3 separate regions of the Homo sapiens genome follow, and all the other regions are linked to region 2. Evidence: chromatin contacts called from ENCODE Hi-C or POLR2A ChIA-PET data. All regions are on one chromosome and are shown on one strand. The core of a region is the stretch at or near the end of the contact, and the rest is flanking DNA. Distances in the headings are between cores, read along the strand shown.

What was found. Hi-C counts contacts between places; a loop is a spot of excess contacts on that map. ChIA-PET counts read pairs that join two places held with the same protein, here RNA polymerase II (POLR2A). Pooled maps may share reads with other maps.
Region 1: a loop to region 2 is called in a pooled map, with 4 times the contacts of the local background. The contact joins the promoter of PDCD2L here to the enhancer-like site in region 2. A Hi-C loop is called at or near these places in 6 of 50 pooled maps. POLR2A ChIA-PET finds 5 or more read pairs at or near these places in 6 of 52 experiments (A549, T-cell, WTC11 and 2 more).
Region 3: a loop to region 2 is called in a pooled map, with 9 times the contacts of the local background. The contact joins two enhancer-like sites. A Hi-C loop is called at or near these places in 4 of 50 pooled maps. POLR2A ChIA-PET finds 5 or more read pairs at or near these places in 4 of 52 experiments (CD8-positive, alpha-beta T cell, H1 and WTC11).

What each region holds. Positions count from the first base shown.
Region 1 is chr19:34,403,058-34,407,388 of GRCh38, reverse strand. PDCD2L (programmed cell death 2 like) reads right to left here and starts at 2,990. Exons shown (of 7, transcript NM_032346.2): 1 at 2,851-2,990; 2 at 2,574-2,740; 3 at 2,399-2,459. The coding sequence starts at 2,958.
Region 2 is chr19:34,266,805-34,271,447 of GRCh38, reverse strand. All of the region lies in intron 1 of GARRE1 (granule associated Rac and RHOG effector 1), which reads right to left. Among named protein-coding and RNA genes, the nearest start is that of GARRE1, 15 kb to the right of the region's middle. RefSeq lists an enhancer at 632-1,332. Within about 2 kb of position 1,312, at least 35 of the 41 ENCODE cell types and tissues checked have a DNase peak (open chromatin) inside an H3K27ac peak, as active enhancers do.
Region 3 is chr19:34,473,045-34,477,890 of GRCh38, reverse strand. No RefSeq gene overlaps it. Among named protein-coding and RNA genes, the nearest start is that of WTIP, 6.3 kb to the left of the region's middle. Within about 2 kb of position 2,535, at least 4 of the 41 ENCODE cell types and tissues checked have a DNase peak (open chromatin) inside an H3K27ac peak, as active enhancers do.

The DNA of each region.
Region 1 (4,331 bases), core at 1,741-4,240, 130 kb before region 2:
GGCGGGTGGATCACGAGGTAAAGAGATCGACACCATCCTGGCTACACGGTGAAACCCCATCTCTACTAAAAATACAAAAATTAGCTGGGCATGGTGGTGTGTGCCTGTAGTCCCAGGTACTCAGGAGGCTGAGGCAGGAGAATTGCTCGAACCTGGGAGGCGGAGGCTGCAGTGAGCCAAGATTGTGCTACTGCACTCCGGCCTGGCAACAAAGCGAAACTCCATCTCAAAGAAAAAAAAAAATCTGGAGTGAGCCGGGCATGGTGGCTCACGCCTGTAATCCCAGCACTTTGGGAGGCCGAGGCGGGTGGGTTGCCTGAGGTCAGGAGTTCAAGACCAGCCTGGCCAACATGGTGAAACCCTTTCTCTACTAAAAATATAAAAATTAGCTGGGCGTGGTGGCGAGTGCCTGTAATCCCAGCTACTAGGGAGGCTGAGGCAGGCAGGATAAGCGCTTGCATCCGGGAGGTGGAGGTTGCAGTGAGCTGAGATTGTGCCATTGCACTCCAGCATGGGCAACAAGAGCGAAACTCGGTCTCAAAAAAAAAAAAAAAAAAAAAAAGGAAGAAAGAAACCTGGAGCGGGAAGAATAAGGAGATGACGGTCAAAGAATACAAAACCTCAGTTATTCAGGAGGAATGTGGGTTTTTTTTAAGTTCTACTGCACAGCATGAATATAGTTAATAATAGAGTATTGTGGCTGGGCACAGGGGCTCAAGCCTGTAATCCCAGCACTTTGGGAGGCCGAGGTGGGTGGATGACAAGGTCACGAGATCAATACCATCCTGGCTAACATGGTGAAACCCTGTCTCTACTAAAAATTTAAAAAAATGAAAAAATTAGCTGGCCGTGGTGGCGGGCGCCTGTGGTCCCAGCTACTCTGGAGGCTGAGGCAGAATGGTGTGAACCCAGGAGGTGGAGCTTGCAGTGAGCAGAGACGGCGCCACTGCACTCCAGCCTGGGCAACAGAGCAAGACTCCGTCTCAAAAAAAAAAAAAAATAAGAGTATTGTGTATCTCCAAATTGCTAGAGGAAATTTCAAATGTTCTCACAAGATGTTAAGTATTTGAGGTGATGAATGCATTAACTAGCTTCATTTAATTATTCCACATGATATTCATGAATCATAGCCATCACTTTATACCTCATAAATTTATACATTATTATAAACTGTCAATTTACAGTTAAAAAAAAAAGTTGAAGAAATCCAGGAGGAAGTCTCCATCTCCCTTTTGTTTTTTTGGCAGGGGACAGGGTCTGGCTTTGTGGCCCAGGCCGGAGTGCAGTGGCACAAGTGTAGGTCACTGCAGCCTCAACCTCCTAGACTCAAGCAATCCTCCTACCTCAGCCTCCTGAGTAGCTGGCACTACAGTTGCGTGGCCATCATGCCTGGCTAATTTGTTTACTTTTTATAGAGACGATGTTTTGCTATGTTGCCCAGACTGCTCTCCCAACGTTTTTTTTTTCTTTTGTTTTGTTTTGTTTTGTTTTTACGGAGTCTGTCACCCACGCTGGAGTGCAGTGGCATGATCTCAGCTCACTGCAATCTCTGTCTCCCGGGTTCAAGCGATTCTCCTGCCTCAACCTCCCTTGTAGCTGGGATTACAGGTGTCTGCCACCATGCCCGGCTAATTTTTTGTTTTTGTTTTTAATAGAGACGGGGTTTCGCCATGTTGGCCAGGCTGGTCTCGAACTTCTGACCTCAGGAGATCCGCCCGCCTCGGCCTCCCAAAGTGCTGGGATTACAGGCGTAAGCCACCGCGCCCAGCCTGGTCTCCAACTTCTGAGCTCAAGCAATCCTCCCACTTCAGCCTCTCAAAAAACGGTGGGATCACAGGCGTGAGCCACCATGCTGGGCCTCCATCTCCTTTTAACAAAGGAGTTAGAAAATAAAAATAAAGTAAAATAGAAGAAAAAAAAAACTCTCACAAAACCTTAAGAAAGGCCGGGCGCGGTGGCTCATGCCTGTAATCCCAGCACTTTGGGAGGCCGAGGCGGGTGGATCACCTGAGGTCGGCAGTTCGAGACCAGCCTGACCACCATGGCGAAACCCCGTCTCTATTAAAAATACAAAATTAGCCGGGCGTGGTGGCATATGCCTGTAATCCCAGCTACTAGGGAGGCTGAGGCAGGAGAATCGCTTGAACCTGGGAGGCGGAGGTTGCGGTGAGCCGAGATCGCGCCATTGCACTCCAGCCTGGGCGACAGAGCGAAACTCCGTCTCAAAAAAAAAAAAAAAAAAAAACTTTACGAAAATAGCATTTTATGGTTCTTCAGAAAAGCAAAAAACACTCCAGTGTACTTCAAAGAACACGGCTTTAAAGTCTGCCCCAAACTATTCTCTGGAAAATATCCTCAAATGACAGAAAAACAATAACATGCCAATCACAACCTTTACCTGAGCGTCCTGCGCCTCTCTCTCTGGCACCTGCAGGCACTGGGAGCGGAACACCTTCCAGCTTCGGGGTGAAGACAAAGGGCCGTGAGGGCTGCACCCCGACTCCAGCCCGCCGGCCCGCCCCAGCCCGCTGGAAAGGACACCCCTGGAGCAGCTCTGGGACTTCCCCGCCTACCTGCGCGCACCGCCGGTGCTACAGCCGGGGCAGGCGCACGCGAACACGTGCAGCAGACGGTGAAACGGGGAGCCTTCCAGCGGGCAATACACCTGCACGACCAGAGCGAGCGGCTGCCCGCAGCGCTGACACACGGGCCTGGGCGCAGCCACGGTGGGCAGAGCATCCTGAGGGGACAGAGGAGGCGCTCAGACCCCGACTCCCCCCAGGACCTCGCCCACTCCCTCCGCACCCTTCAGCAGCACCCATCGACCCCAGCTCCGGCACCCGCCCTCACCGGAATGCCGCCCAGCTTGCTAGCAGTCCAGGCACCCGGCCCTGTGGGGCTGCCGTGCACCGGCGCATCTCGAAGGCCCAGCAGCACCGGCTTCAGAACGGCCGCCATGGCCGCCGGGCGACCAGGTGAAAACGCAAACTACGGCGGCCTCTCTGCGCACGCGCAACGCTACGCTAAAATGATAACCCCGCTCCCTTACTAGGATCCGATGCGGAGGCGTGGCTTTAAGGCGCGTGCGCTCAGGTCCCAGAGCCACAGAGGCGCCGCTGGCGTCAGGGGCTCGAAATCCCGGAGTCCCAGGCATTATGTGCCCCTTAATGCGCTGTGATAGGAAGTACACACCATCTACTAGGAAGTAGTTTTGCCAAAAAGCTAACTTTCTTTTTTCCTTTTTTTCCTGAGACGAGGACTTGCTATATTGCCCACACTGGTCTTGAACTCCTGGGGTTCAAGCGATCCTCCCGCCTCCGCCTCCCAAAGTGTTGCGATTACAGGTGTGAGCCACCAGAAAAAAGCCTTCCCGGAAAATAAAAATTTTAGGTGGGATAATGGTATTATCAGTCATTAACAAGAACAATAAAGTTTTTTAAAAAGTTAAAGTTTTTAATTTTTAGAGAAACACACCAAAATGCTTATAGATGAAATACCTCCGATTTGCTACTACATAATTAAGGTGGTGGGGTGTAAATACAGTAAGATTGACCATGAGTTGATAATTGTTGAAATTTGGTGCCAGGCACATGGAGATTTATTCTATTTGGGTTTTATATGTTTGAGATTTTTCAGTTTTTATTTTTGTTTTGTTTTGTTTTGTTTTTGAGACAGAGTCTTGCTGGGTCGCCCAGGCTGAAGTGCAGTGGCGCCATCTCACTGCATCTCAGCCTCCCAGGTTCAAGTGATTCTCCTGCCTCAGCCCCACCCAGTAGCTGGGGTTACAGACGCCCACCACCACGCCCGGCGCCCGGCTTTTTTTTTTTTTTTTTTTTTAGACGGAGTTTCGCTCTTGTCGCCCAGGCTGGAGTGCACTGGCGTGATCCCAGCTCACTGCAACCTCTGCCTCCCAGGTTCAAGCGATTCTTCTGCCTTAGCCTCCCGAGTAGCTGAGATTACAGGCATGTGCCACCATGCCTGGCTAATTTTGTATTTTTAATAGAGATGGGGTTTCTCCATGTTGGTCAGGCTGGTCTCGAACTCCCAACCTCAGGTGATCCGCCCACCTTGGCCTCCCAAAGTGCTGGGATTACAGGCGTGAGCCACCATGCCCGGCCTTTTTTGTATTTTTAGTAGAGACGGGGTTTCACCATGTTGGCCAGGCTGGTTTCGAGCTCCTGAAATCAAGTGATCTGCCCACCTCGGCCTCCCAAAGTGTTAGTATTACAGGTGTGAGCCACCGCGCCCAGCCACACAATACAGTTTTTTCAATTCCTGCAGCACAACATGGGTGAATTTCAAAAGCATCATGGGAAGAAGCCAGACACAAA
Region 2 (4,643 bases), core at 63-2,562:
TGAAACCCTGTCTCTACTAAAAATACAAAAAGTTAGTTGGGTGTGGTGGCACACACCTGTAGTCCCAGCTACTAGGGAGGCTGAGACAGGAGAATCGCTTGAACCCGGGAGACAGAGGTTGCAGTGAGCCAAGATCACGCCACAGCACTCTAGCCTGGGCAACAGAGTGAGACTTCATCTAAAAAAAAAAAAAAAAAAAAAAGAAAGTGCACAGAAGGTATACCTGAACACTAGCTGAAGCTGATAGAGCACAGCATACTCTAAGTAGCAAACTAAGAATTATGAGAATGTCAGATATGAAAATAGAAACTAACAAATGGCTTTAATCCCAGGGAACCAAACATTCTACTTTATTCCATTTTATAAGTTAGTAATTAGTAATTCAATTCTTTAACACAGTGGTTCTCAACAAGTGGGGAAAAGTATAATTTTGTGTCCTTCTCTGCCCTACCAACATCTGGCAATGTCTAGAGATGTTTTGGTTGTCACCCTGGGCAAGTGCTAGTGGGTAGCATCCAGTGGGTAGAGGCCAGAAGTGCTGCTGAACATCCCATAATGCACAAGACAGCCCCTACAAAGAATTATCTACCCCAAAATGTCAACAGTGCAGCTCTTAAGAATCTCCGATAAACTAATGCTTTGAGCACCTTCCATATTCAAGTTAACTAATGTATAACAAGTTACTTCTTTCTGGGGAGATGATACAAACTTTCTCCATAAATTAAGCTATAACGGGTCCATAAGCTAAGAAGAGGCATCATCAAAAAAGAGACTGATAAATGCTAAATAAGTCGTTTAGAAAACAAATGCCATGGGTTCAGAGGAAGGAGGGTGCCATAGAGGCTGAGGCCCCCCTCAAAGATCTGAGAGAGCAGACTAGGCTCCTCAGCTCACTTCAAGCTGCCAGTCAAGGCCCTCTAGAGAGTAACCAGAATCCACCTCCCTATCCTTACCTGCAACAGGGCCTGTCCCTTCAACTTAACCTTCCCTCAAGCTGCAGAGGCCACAGGGCCACGACATTCCACCCACATTGTTACTGCTGAAAAAAGCCCTCACTTCCTTCACAAAAGTGCTGTCCTCCAACTAAACAGCAACCCCTGTCTCCACCCACAAGGCTGAGGACATGATGTCACCTCAACCCAATCACAAAATCATGTTCCTATGACTCCTAGAGGAAGAAGGTAGTGAAAAGATTAAGGTGGAAAATGCCTTAAATGGCTCAGGCCCTGAGGCCTTGTCCTCTGCCACCTAAAATCACTGCTTAGCAGCAGCCAGCCAGGAGCCGCCTCATTTCCTGTGCAACTGCGGTAAAAATAGGAAGTGGGGGAGGAAGTTCACAAAGCAGAAACAAAAGTAATCACTGCCTAGCTTCCTGAACACAAATCACCGAGCAGGGAGGGTATCATTAAAACATCAGAAGAGAAAGGCGGGCATGGAGAGCAAGGCCAGAGGAAAAGAAGTGACACTTTGGGGTGGGGTCCACCAAGCCCAGACTATTTCTGTGCCTGAGACACTGCTCCAAAAGGAAAACTGGACAAAACTGGACACTAGCCTATTCTACAGAAATGGCTTCCATGGAATTAATACTAAAGCATGTTCACTTGAAGACATGCAAAAACTGAACTGTTCTAGCAGAGTAAAAAATATCAATGAAAAGGTTTTAAGGAGGCCAAGATTAAACTATTTTTCTAGTCAAGAGGTAGCTACTAAAACAAAACAAAGGTCAGGTCTGGTGGCTCACACTGTAATCCTAACACTTCAGACGGCCAAGGCAGGAGGATCACTTGGGCCCAGGTGTTCATGGTTGCAGTGAGCTATGATCATGCCACTGCACTCCAGCCTGGGTAACACAGCAAGGGCCTCTCTCAAAATAAATAAATAAATACATAAATAGAAATAAATTTTAAAAACAAAACAAAAGAGCTACTATATAATTGATTGGTTGACAAAATCCGAAGCCCATGTTATCCTATACTGAGCTATGAAAACTCAGGCGGATAGGAAAAAAACTACTGAATAAACATTCTAATCAGTGCCAGAATCTATCACAAGTAAAAATAAAGAGGCTTCTACAACCATCCCCACCCCCAACACGGGTCAACCCTGTGAGGCTCCAGGCACCCAGGATGCAGTGGGAAAGGAGACAGATGCAGCACCGGCTCGCTACCAATCTCATGTGGGAACAACCTGCTTCCACGTGGTGATCCATGACCGCCTCTGGTACTGACATTTGCTCTGTAACAATTTACCACCACAAACCATGGCGTTCCTCTATGAAGCCAAAGCAACTTATCATTAGCGGTTCTGAAGAGCTTTTATATTTGGTAATCTACAAACAACTGATCATTTCATTTAAGCAGAAGAACAACTTTTCTAACCGCAAGGTCAACAGAGCCAAAATTTACTTTCAAAATAACAGAGGTTTTAAAAAAATAGGTCAAATGTGCTAAGTAGTAATATAGATAAAGAACAGGCTTAATTTTGTTTCATTTGAGGGGTGGCTTGTTGTTTTTGCTTTTATTTTTGGTGGGGAAGGAACAGGAAGATCAATGCGTAACTTTTTTTAAACAGTCACTACGTTAATAAGTAAAAAAGTAAATGAAACGGGTAGTAATCACCACATATTCAATTTCTTTTTTCTTTCTTCTTTTAAGAGACGGAGTCTCACTGTGTTGCCCAGGCCAGTCTCAAACTCCTGGACTCAAGCAACCCTCCCACCTCGACCTCCCAAAGTGCTGGGATTACAGGTGTGAGTCACTATACCTGGCCTCAATTTCATACAAAGAAAAATAGTGAACATTTAATGAAAAAAAAAAATCCAGTATTACTTGGTCCTGATGAGGACAGACCTAGCTGTCTGTCTGATTTTCTGGTAACAAATGGACTTAACTGTACTCTAAGACTGTTGTTTTAGTCTTCTTATGAAGTCAAAAGCTCACTCTCAAAACCTGCTGCCATCAAAACAAAACAAAACTAGTATTAGAACTCTTGAAGGAATTCTATTACAGGAACACTGTGAGCCAAAAAAAAAATCTTTGTTAAACAGAGATCTTCAAAGGAAGAAGAAACAACGAAAAAAGGGGCAAATCCCCGCCAAGGAAAGTTTTGTCTACAAACACATACAAACCACCACCTATCACCAAAGGATGAACAAAGCTGGCTCCTAAACTTCCGAAAAAGTTTGTTCAGGTAAAAGGAAGGTTTCATCTATCAACTAAAATAGTCTTGGACCATTAAAAATTTCTGCATCAAATGTGCCCAAGTACTATGAAAACATTTGTGACAACAAATTGTGTTGCTAGTGGAAATTCAAGTGTAAATCAGGGGGTGAAAATAATTTATTTCTAAGTAGATTTAAAAAAAAAAAAACACAAAGCACCACGTGCAGTGGTTCACGCCTCTAATCCCAGCACTTTGGGAGGCCAAGGCGGGTGGATCACGAGGTCAAGAGTTCGAGACCAGCCTGGCCAACATGGTGAAACCCCGTCTCTACTAAAAATACAAAAATTAGCCAGGTATGGTGGCAGGTGCCTGTAATCCCAGCTACTCAGGAGGCTGAGGCAGGAGAATTGCTTGAACCTGGGAGGCAGGGGTTGCAGTGAGCCAAGATTACCCCACTGCACTCCAGCCTGGGCAACAGAGCGAGACTCCATCAAAAAAAAAAAAACAAAAAAACCACAAAGCAATTATATAATTTATTCAAACCTAATTTGTTAAAAAAAAAAATCAACAGTCTACACCAGTTAGAAACCTGCGGTTTATTTTTGTTACAGTGTGGTACAATGTGCAAAAGCCCAGGTATCCAAAAAAAAGTTTTCAAAACTTCTAAAAAAAAGGTTGGATTACTGAAAACTAATTGTGTCCATTAGAAAGTTATTTAAGAAGACTTAAAATTCTATTTTTTGTTTTTGTTTTTACTTATTTTTTTAAAGACAGGGTCTTGGCTGGGCACGGTGGCTCATACCTGTAATCCCAGCACTTTGGGAGGCCAAGGTAGGAGGACTGCTTGAGCTCAGGAGCTCAAGACCAGCCTGGGCAACATAGCAAGACTTCGACTCTACTAAAAAGTAAACAAAAAAAAATTAGCCCAGTGTGCTGGCATATATCTGTAGTCCCAGCTACTTGGGAGGCTGAGGTAGGAGGATGGTTTCAGCCAGGGAGATTGAGGCTGCAGTGAGACCTTACAGTCTCTTGCTCTGTTGCCAAGGCTAGAGTACTGCAGTTGTGTGATCGCGGCTCACTGCAGCCTTGATCTCCCGGGCTCAGGCAACTTCCCACCTCAGCCTCCCAAGTAGCTGGAACTACAGGCACACACCACCATGCCTGGGTAATTTTTAAATTTTTCTGCAGAAGATGGGGTTTCGCTGTGATGTTCAGGTTGGTCTCGAACTCCTGGCCTCAAGCGATCCTCCCGCCTCGGCCCTTCAAAGTGCTGGGATTACAAGCATAAACTACCATGTCTGGCCCAAGAAAACTTAAAAATTCTATACTGCCACTCTTAACAACTTTGCACTATGGAACCTATCCAAAATTAACCTCAAATGGAGGAAAAAAAAACAAGTATTTATCCAGAAGCTTATATATAAATAGGTAAATCGAACTATAATTTAGAAATTTTTTTCTCACTATGGAGAAGGATTATA
Region 3 (4,846 bases), core at 1,286-3,785, 210 kb before region 2:
TTGCAAGCTGGGATAAGCTGGCTCCACACACCGCTGCCTGAGTCCCACTGTTCCAAAGGAGGGGTTTCACTACACTGTGGCTTCCAGTTTATCATCCTCTCAAGTTAACTGGTCTTCCCTTTGTTAAGCAAAGACACACTTGGAGGCCAGAACAGGACATGTTCAATCTAGTCTTGCACCATGTCCTGAACCATCATCATCATCATCTTCCCAGAACCCAGGAGCTGACCCTACCCAGACTCTGTCCACGCCATGGTGATTTTTTGTTTGTTTTTTGTTTTGAGACGGAGTTTCATTCTTGTTGCCTAGGCTGGAGTGCAATGGCGTGATATCGGCTCACCGCAACCACTGCAACCTCCGCCTCCCAGGTTCAAGCCATTCTCCTGCCTCAGCCTCCCAAGTAGCTGGAATTACAGGCATCCACCACCATGCCTGGCTAACTTTTGTGTGTGCACGTGTGTGTGTGTGTGTATGTGTGTGTATATATATGTATGTGTGTGTATATATATGTATGTATATATATGTGTATATATATGTATATGTATGTGTGTGTGTGTGTGTGTCTATATATATATATATATATATATTTTTTTTTTTTTTTTTTTTTTTTTTTTTTGGAGAGACGGGGTTTCACCATGTTGGCCAGGCTGGTCTCAAACTCCTGACCTCAGGTGATCCACCCGCCTCGGCCTCCCAGAGTGCTGGGATTACAGGCGTGAGCCACCAAGCCCAGCCTACAATGGTGATTTTTTAAGGAGCCCCTCATGCCCCTCCTTGTAATCTAGCTTCCATTAGACCTCCTTAATTGTCTGTACTGTATGGACCCCAGGTATTGACAGAATTCAGGGGTTTTCTCATGGAGTCCTAGGCCACTTATCAATCAGCTGTGACTGGATAACGGGTTATGAGGGAAGGGGAATGGCAGCCAAACTCCACAGGAAGTTTCTGGGACCCACACTTCTTTCTCCTTAGCCTATGACAGTTTTTACCCTTGTCGAATTTCCAGCACCAGTCTCTCACCTGAAGCACACACACCTTTCCAGCTCAGCTCCTGGGGGCCACTCCTCCCACACACAGCACCAGGCTCAAGATGCACGTTCTGTCCTATCCACTGGGAGGGCTTTTTCCATCCCCTCTTCTCTGAGCACCCATCCTGTGTGCTGCCACGCTGAGAGGCAGCTTCCAGGAGCTCTAAGAGTCATAGAAACCAACCTCATACTCAAAAATATAATACCAGGCTGGGCACCCAAGGGAATTTTTTCAACCCCTCTTCTCTGAGGCCCCACTCTTTCTGCCAGATTGAGCCTAACTTCAATCTCTCCTGGTCCTGTTATCCCCTTTAGGCCTGAGGATGCAAGAAGATTCAAAGCATTGATCACTGAAGCCATGGATAGATTGGGGAACCAATCTAAGAATTAAGGCTAAGACATGATACTTGCAGCTTGCTTCCTTCCTGTTTCCATGGGGGTTTTTGTTTTTTGTTGTTGCTGTTTGTTTGGTGTGTGTGTGTGTCTGTAACATGATCCCACCCTGTCATCCAGGCTGGAGTGCAGTGATGCGATCATGGCTCAGCTCCCTGCAGCTTCGAGCTCCTGGTCTCCAGTGATCCTCCCACCTCAGCCTCCAGGTTAGCTAGGACTATAGGCGCATGCCACCATGCCAAACTAATTTTTGTTGTTGTTGTTGTTGTTTTTCGTAGAGTGAGGTTTCACCATGTTGCCCAAATTCCTGGACTCAAGCAATCCTCCTGCCTTGACCTCCCCAAGTGCTGGGATTCCAGGTACAAACCACTGCATCTGGCAAAGGCCCTCTTTTCTTGTCTTGAAGCCTTACCATGCACGCAGGAATGGGAATTTCTGCCCTAACTTTGTACCATGGTAAAAAACCCCAGCCAATCTACAGCTCAATGGGGAGGACCTATTTGGGGATGCCCAGATTAATGGAGCTTTTGGTATTATTATTTTTTGAGACAGGGTCTCACTCTCTTGGCCAGGCTGCAGTGCTGTGATCACACCTCAGCCTCAACTTCCTGGCTTAAGTGATCCTCCCACCTGAGCCTCTCAAGTAGCTGGGACCACAGACACATGCCACCATGCCTGGCTAATTTTTTATTTATTGTAGTGATAGGGTCTCACTATGTTGCCCAGGCTGGTCTTGAACTCCTGGGCTCAGATGATCCTCCTGCCTCAGCCTCCCAAGGTGCTAGGATTACAGGCATGAGCCACCATGCCCAACCTGGCATTAGGCTTTTCAGTATGAGGTTGGTGTTTATGACTTCCAAACCTCCCGGAAGCTGCTGCTATAACCAACTGGGACATCTGCCTCTCAGTGTGGCAGCACACAGGGTGTGGGTGCTCAGATCTCCAACTCACCACCTACTGCTGTCAAAATGACATGAGGAGTTGGGTTTTCATTCACGCCAGTCTTTAGTTCATTGTGCTTTCAAAGGTTTCCACCCAGGCTGGCAACAGTGGTAACGTTTTCCACCGAGTGCAGCACTGCAATTTGTGTTGACAGAATGGCTGAATGACATCGTCTGCACAGTGCCTAAATTTCCTGAGACTGGTTGATCTGAGAATCAAAGTAAACCATTGAAAGACTCTAAAGTGCAAAGCCTGAGGACCTTCTCAGACGCTGTACGTTCTGGTAAAGCTTTTGCTCAGAATCTTTCCCAATCTGTGAGTCATCACTTGTTGCTAGACTTAAAATTTTTAAAACTGGCATGAGTCAGAGACATTTAGCAAAACTTCCTAAAATGTTACTTTACCAGGAGATAATTGTCTTCAAAACATAGCCAAACTACACAGTGGCGTTGTAGCCCCGTAGTTCAACTGTTGATTTTTAATTTTTTTAGTTTGAGTTCTAAAATTTTTCAAATAAGCTTTTGGATGCAATGTGTTTTGAATTGGATGCAGGAAAAAGAAAATGTTCCTTCTGTGAGCACAATGCAAATAATGTGCTCCCAGTGTGAAATAAAAATACTTCTCTAAATATATCCTCCCTCAAAATGGTCAAATGGACCTCAGGAATATTGCTTTAAAATGCAAAGAAACAGGAGGTCCTCCCTACCTCTACATGTCACAATGACTAGAAACATCTGCTGACATTTTTTCTTCTCTGATCTTTTTGGGTTTTCTTTACTTTTCACATTTTTATTTTATTTATTTATTCATGTATTTATTTTTTTTTGAGACAGTCTCACTCTGTCACCCAGGCTGGAGCACAATGACACCATCTCAGCTGACTGCAACCTCTGCCTCCCGGGTTCAAGCAACTCACATGCCTCAGCCTCCCAAGTAGCTGGGATTACAGGTGTGCACCACCACACCCAGCTAATTTTTCTATTTTTTTAGTAGAGATGGGGTTTCATCATGTTGGCCAGACTGGTCTCGAACTCCTGGCCTCAAGCGATCTATCTGCCTCAGCCTCCCAAAGTGCTGGGATTACAGGCATGGGCCACCTCACCTGGCCCACATTTTTGGTTTTTGTATATTACAAAAGGCTGGTAAGTGGCTTACATTTGGCCATGTTCCTTGGGTGTAGGCCAAGTCCACGTCAGACATGTATGCCACTGATGGACAATTTTCAGGAACATCTATTATCAACTAAATGCTGTCTGGCAGCCTCTGAGTGGGCCATTCATCTAGTGGGAACCACCTGGCTTAGTTCTCTGGAGGCTCAAATGAAAGAGAATCCTTCCTAAGTCACAGCCTAGCAACAAGAAGGATGGGTAAAGCTGACTTCAACAGTGTTGAGCCCAGAATCCCACTAACACTTTCTCTTTCCACCTTATATGTTTAATAACCTTTATTGCCTTTCTGACTTTAATCATAGGACATACTCAATATAAAACTTGGAAAAGTCAAATAGGCACAAAAGGAAAATAGACTGCCTGTGTATGTATATATGCATTTGTGCGTGTGTGCATATATATACATATATTCACTTCTATTATGAAAGTTTTCAAAGCTGAATGGTACAATGAAACACACACAGTACCTAGGTTCAATAAATGTTAATTTTGCTGTTTTCCTCCCCATATAGCCTGAGAAAGGTGCAGTGGCTCACAACTGTAATCCCAGCACTTTGGGGGAGGCCAAGGAGGGAAGATCGCTTTAGCCCAGGACTTTCAGACCAGCCTGGGCAACAGAGCAAAACCCCTTCTACAAAAAATTGAAAAAATTAGCCAGGCGTGGTGGCGTAACACCTGCAGTCCCAGCTACGTGGGAGGCTGAGGGAGGAGGATCGCTCGAGCCCAGGAGTTTGAGGCTGCAATGAGCTATGATTATACCACTTTACTCCAGCCTGGGCACCAGAGCAAGTACGTCTCAAAAAAAAAAAAAGTTGCTGGTATTGAAGATTTGCCCATAATACACTAAAAAGAACATAATTACAATCACATTATCGTACTGAAGAAAACAATTCTATATTACCTATATTCGTTTCATTTTCAAATTTCCAATTGTTACAAGAATTGTTATAGTCATTTTTGTTGAACTAGGATGCAAAAAAAATTATTCATACATTGTATTGGGTTGTCTCTTAAATGTCTTTTAACCCCAGAATGCCTACTCCTTCCTTTTTTGAAATGACACTTACTGAAGAGCCCTGGCAGTTACGGAATATCACAGATATTCTGCTCACCTGATTGTTTCTAAATGTTAACTTGTGCCTCTACCCCCTCTCCATTTCCTGTCAGCTGGAGGTCTAGATGCTTGGTTAGATTCCAGTCAACAATTTCTTGGTGAGATACTGCTGTGTTCTTGGTATCATCTTAGGAAGCACAGAAACATCAGGCCGTCCCATAAGTGACACTAGGTTTGATCACTTGATTATGGTGGCGGCA